2 separate regions of the Homo sapiens genome follow, and region 1 is linked to region 2. A link is an interaction called in ENCODE POLR2A ChIA-PET data of the cell type or tissue named here. Cell type or tissue: A673. All regions are shown on one strand. Each heading gives the region's core, and the rest is flanking DNA. Links, peaks and the distances in the headings are about the cores only.

Evidence for each region. Peaks named below come from ENCODE experiments on the same cell type or tissue, not always from the same donor. Only the 100,000 strongest peaks of a DNase experiment are listed, where the experiment ranks them.
Region 1: POLR2A ChIA-PET joins it to region 2 with 14 read pairs; 8 of 35 experiments call an interaction of 5 or more read pairs at or near these places.

The regions. Positions count from the first base shown.
Region 1 is chr21:31,473,787-31,476,705 of GRCh38, forward strand. It overlaps a transcript of TIAM1 not described here. Among named protein-coding and RNA genes, the nearest start is that of TIAM1-AS1, 84 kb to the right of the region's middle. In A673, for the core only: no CTCF peak of the experiment used is centred there; no DNase peak of the experiment used is centred there; H3K27ac peaks cover 753 bases.
Region 2 is chr21:31,543,615-31,546,533 of GRCh38, forward strand. It overlaps a transcript of TIAM1 not described here. Among named protein-coding and RNA genes, the nearest start is that of TIAM1-AS1, 14 kb to the right of the region's middle. RefSeq lists an enhancer at 1,529-2,261. In A673, for the core only: no CTCF peak of the experiment used is centred there; no DNase peak of the experiment used is centred there.

The DNA of each region.
Region 1 (2,919 bases), core at 256-2,755, 70 kb before region 2:
AGTTCCATAAAATCACTATTTTCCCCTCCTCTGTCACCTTAGCTGGTGCCGCCCTGCACTGGAGACTTGCAGAATCATTAGTCTGTTCCTGCACTGCTATAAAAAAACACCAGAGACTGGGTAACTTACAAAGAAAAGAGGTTTATTTGGCGCACAGTTCTGCAGGCTGCACAAGAAGCATGGCACCAGCATCTGTTTCTGGTGAGGCCTCAAGAAGCTTCCACTCATGGCAGAGGCAAAGGGGGAGCAGACATGTCACAAGGCGAGAGAGAGCGCAAGAGAGAGAAGGAAGTGCCAAGCTCTTCAAACAATCAGCTCTCCCATGAACTAACAGAGTGAGAGCTCACTCATCACCATGGGGATGGCACCAAGCCGTCTGTGAGGGATCCACCCCCATGACCCAAACACCTCCTGCCAGGCCCCACCTCCAATACTGGAGATCACATTTCAACATGAGATTTGGAGGGAACAAGCATCCAAATCGTATTAGAGAATATTAAACCAATTAGGGTACAGTCAATGAAAGGCAGAATCCTAACAGCACAGACTCTGGGTCAGGACACCTGGATTCAAATCCTGGTTCCCTCAACATTTAGCCATGTGACCATGGTCCAGCCCCAGGCACTCTGTGCCTCAGTTTCCTCATCTGTAAGATGAGGATGGCAGCAGCTAACAGGCAAGTGAGGTGTAAATGAATTAATATATATGAAGCTCTTAGAAAAGTGGCAGACACACAACAAGCACTCACAAACCTTTAGTCTTTTTTTTTTTTTTTTGAGATGGAGTTTCACTCTTGTTGCCCAGGCTGAAGTGCAATGACGTGATCTCGGCTCACCGCAACCTCCGCCTCCCGGGTTCAAGCGATTCTCCTGCCTCAGCCTCCCGAGTAGCTGGGACTACAGGCATGCACCACCATGCCCGGCTAATTTTGTATTTTTAGTAGAGACGGGGTTTCCTCCATGTTGGTCAGGCTGGTCTCGAACTCCCGACCTCAGTTGATCCGCCTGCCTTGGCCTCTCAAAGTGCTGGGATTACAGGCCACCGCTCCCAGCCAACCTTTAGCCTTTATTATTCTTCAGTTCCTGCACCCTGGGAGCCCTACAGGGAAAACCTGTTTAGGGTAAGGAAGGGAACTTTTCCAGCTTCCTGCAGCCGGTGAAATGGGAAGATAATTGGAGACCCACAGAACAGGATTTGAATTGCAGCCGCTCCACATATAAGTTGCTGTGAGCTAGTTTTTTATTATTATTATTATTATTATTATTATTATTATTATTTAGTTTTAGACAAGGTCTTACTCTGTCTCCCAGGCTGGAGTGCAGTGGTTTGATCACAGCTCACTGCAGCATCGACCTCCCCAGGTTCAGGTGATTCTCCCACCTCAGCCCTGCAAGTAGCTGGGACTACAGGTGCACATTATCACATCCAGGTGATTTTTGTATTCCTTTGTAGAGACAGGGTTTCTCCATGTTGCCCAGGCTGGTCTCAAACTCCTGGGCTCAAGTGATCCACCCTCCTCAGCCTCCCAAAGTGTTAGGATTACGGATTACTGATTACAGGAGTAAGCCACTGCATCCGGCACTGTGAGCTATTCTAGTTATGAAGTTCTCTGAAACTCGTCCTCTTCATCAGCTACATAGGGTTTGGCGACTTCCTGGAATTGTTGTAAGAAATGAGACTACACCATGTAGGTATTAAATAAATGTTATTTTCTTCATCTCTTCCCCTTCCTTGGGGTGCAAAGGAGGCAATCAAAGCAAACGCTACATTCTTGCAACTCTCAGAAAGCTTGTCACCCACCCAGATCAAGGCCTCAGGGTGCCCTGATACATCATGGCCAGCTGGGTCTAGTGATGTTTTCTTGCCAAGAAACCAAGAATCAGTGCACTTCACCAAGGCACACCCATGTGGCCTGTCCTCCAGTGCTGAGATGTCAGCCATTTTCCACCCATGGCCCAGAGAGCAGGAATCAGGAAACGCAGAGAAAACAGCGAAACGATCTTGGCCTGGAGTTCTCCTGAGCAAATCCTAATTCTAACCAAAAGTTATGGGAACAACTTGACAACTACTTCATGAGGTGATGTCCGAATCATTAGCAAGAAAGGGTAGGGCAGGTCATTTTTATATAAACATCTGAAGGATAAAGAGTGTAGATAAATGTCAAAAACAATGCCTAAAACGGCTGCCTACTGCCTGCTTACACAGCTTTTTCCTTCTTTAGACAAATGATAAAACATCAGCACTTCTGAATATAAATCATCTTCAATTAAGACATTTCTGTTGGAAAAGCACTTTTGGCAGGACAAACGAAATATCTGCCACTGTTCTCCAACTTGGGTCTTTCAAGGTTGGCAGGGCGATTTATTTTTGTTGATTAAACAAAATACAAATGGAAAGGGCCTAAAAATTGATTAGCCAATTAAACTCAATGATTCTCAACAATGAAATGTGCATTATTAGCTTTGCCAGAGTTATAAAAATGTCTCCTAGCTTTACTGCCATTTTCACGATTTACACCATTGATATTTGTGCTGACAGAAAGATTAAGGACTGGCTGATGCAAAATTTGTCTTCTCTTTTGCTGGAACGGAAGGAAGAGAAACGATTAAGGGCTTGGGCCATTTCAGGAAGAACATCTGCACTGCATTGGTAATTCTTGAAAGAACGATCTGGGTTGAGCGAGGGAGCTGTTGTCACTCATTTTGTGTGTACTTGTTCTTTAGTAAATTACAGATTCACTAATAGGGGCCAATTTGTTGAGATGACAACAATCATAAATATCCAGATTCTTCATTTTCTCTTCTCATTTTCCGTGGGGATGAGTGTCCAGACAGGCAGCCAACCAAATGATGGGTGTCAGATGCTTTTGCAAAATCGATCCATGCACGGAGGGACGCCATGAGCCTATTTCAGTCCCGA
Region 2 (2,919 bases), core at 205-2,704:
GAAGAGGAGGTAGATTTTGACGTGCAGAAATAGAAATGTCCCAGATCTGGAAACAGTGTGAGCAAAAGAATAAGAAAACAGGATATATCCCCGAGGAGAAGTAACTCCTGTTTCACTGGCTCAAAGGATTTGAACAAGGAGTCCTGTCAGACAAGATTGAAAAACAAGGTCTGGACCAGTAGGGCTAGCCATAGCCACCGAAAGTTTAAAACACAGGTGGCGTATCAGAGCTAAGCTTTCAGAAAATCAAGCTTCTTAGCACTGAGGACATATCCATATTACACGTCCTTAACCAATTTAAATAGGCAGTCTAAGACCCAGCACAGTGGCTCACGCCTGTAATTCCAGGACTTTGGGAGGCCAAGGTGGGCAGATCGTTCAAGTCAGGAGTTCAAGACCAACCTGGCGAACACAGCGAAAACCCATCTGTATTAAAAATATAAAAATTAGCTGGGCATGGTGGCAAGTGCCTGTAATCCCAGCTACTCAGGAGGCTGAGACAGGAGAATCGCTTGAACCTGGGAGGCGGAGGTTGCAGTGCCAAGATCATATCACTGCACTCCAGCCAGGGGGGCAGAGGGAGATGGTCTCAAAAAATAAATAATAAATAAATAAATAAAAATAGGCCACTTGTGGTGGCTCACGCCTGTAATCCCAGCACTTTGGGAGGCCCAGGTAGGCAGATTACATGAGGTCAGGATGAAAAGCCCATTTCTTTCTCAAAAGGGCCACGATCCCTCTTGCTGTCCCAGACCACCAGAGCTAACATTTGGTTCCGGTGAAATGGAAACCTCGAAATGACGAAGGAGTTCAAGAGCAGCCTGGCCAACATGGTGAAACCCCACCCCTACAAAAATACAAAAATTAGCCAGGCACGATGGTGGGCGCCTGTAATCCCAGCTACTCAGGAGGCTGAGGCAGGAGAATCACTTGAACCCCGGTGGCAAAGGTTGCAGTCAGCTGAGATCACGCCATTGCACTCCAGCCTGGGTAACAGAGCAAGACTCCGTCTCAAAATAAATAAATAAACAAGCAAACAAACAGGCAGTCTAACAGAGCAGCTGGGCATGGTTATGGGTTGAACTGTAGCCCTCAAAAAAAGATATGTCAAAATCCTGGCCAGGCACGGTGGCTCACGCCTGTAATCCCAGCACTTTGGGAGGCCGAGGCAGGTGGATCACAAGGTCAGGAGATCGAGACCATCCTGGCTAACATGGTGAAACCCCATCTCTACTAAAAATACAAAAAATTAGCCAGGCGTGGCAGCATGCGCCTGTATTCCCAGCTTCTGGGGAGGCTGAGGCAGGAGAATGGCGTGAACCCGGGAGGCGGAGCTTGCAGTAAGCCAAGATCACGCCACTGTACTCCAGCCTGGGTGACAGAGTGAGACTCCGTCTCAAAAAAAAAAGATATGTCAAAACCTTAATCCCTGGTACCTGTGAATGTGAGCTTCTTTGGAAACAGGGTCTTTGCAGATATAATCAAGTTAAGAAGAGGTCATACTGAATTAGGCTGGGCCCTACAGCCAATAGCTGATAACCTTATAAGAGAAAGGGGGAGATGTGGAAACAGACACACAGACACACATGGAGAATGCAGCCATGTGATAATGTCAGAGATTGGAATGATAATGTGACAAGCCAAGGATTGCCTGGAGCCACCAAAAGCTGGAAGAGGCAAGAAAAGAATTTTCCCTAGGGCCCTCAGAGGGAGTGTGGCCCTGTTGACACCTTGATTACAGACTTCTAGCCTCCAGTTCTGTGAAAGAATAAACTTCTGTTGTCTTAAGTCACCAGATTGAGGTACCTTGTTACCGGGAGGAAACTAACAAAGACATGAATTAAATGTCTTGGAAATCATCAATGCTTTGGGACATTCAGAGAAGATGGGATCATTCATGAACCAGGAGGCAATCCTAGAGAAAAGCTGAAGTCATGAGACACAACCATGATTGGGACTGTGGATATAAGACTAGTGTCTAAGGAGAAAGGGGAAAAAAGGGGAGGCACTCAACCCTCCAAGGTCAACAATGTTCTGATGACTGAGGGTCTTGGTTCAATCCCAGCCTGAAAGGATCCATTAATAGCGCTAATCCTTCCATTGAGATTTAATCACTGGGCTCCTCTGTGGCCCCCACTGGCTTTCTCATCTTTGTTCACTCTGACAGAGCCCACATATTCTTTATTCTTCCCAAGGTCCTTGTTGTTAAGAGGAACACTTTGTGATTAATCTCCATGTGTAAAGTGGATTACAAAACGAGAAAATATGACTTTGGGGGGCTTAAGTGTCCACTAGTCACACCCATTCAAAGATGAAGGTGTATATTCATTAATGTGATTTTTCTGATTATACAAGTAACTACTACTCATCACAAAATCTTTCAAAGTTAGAGAAAATCATACAGAAGAAAATAAGTTGCTTTTATACAGGAAGAGAAAAAAATTGTTTTAATTTATTTTAAAAAAAATTTTTAATAAAAGAAAATAACAACCACCCTTAATCTCAACACTAAAGAATATTTATAATGGGTATTCTGGCACACTTTATGTAATGAAAAGAGGTATTTGTAATTTAAAAAAAAAAAAAAACTGTGATGGAATCTTCCAGAAGAATTACCCAGGTAGAAGGAAAAAAAAATGTTAAAAAGAAACCAGAGGCCAGGCTCAGTGGCTCACACCTGTAATCTCAGCACTTTGGGAGGTCCAGGCAGGCAGATCACGAGGTCAGGAGTTCGAGACCAGCCTGGCCAACATGGCGAAACCCCATGTCTACTAAAAATACAAAAATGAGCCAGGCATGGTGGCGCATGCCTGTAATCCCAGCTACTCAGGAGGCTGAGGAAGGAGAATCGCTTGAAACCAGGAGGTGGAGGTTGCAGTGAGATGAGATCGCACCATTGCACTCCAGCCTGGGTGACAG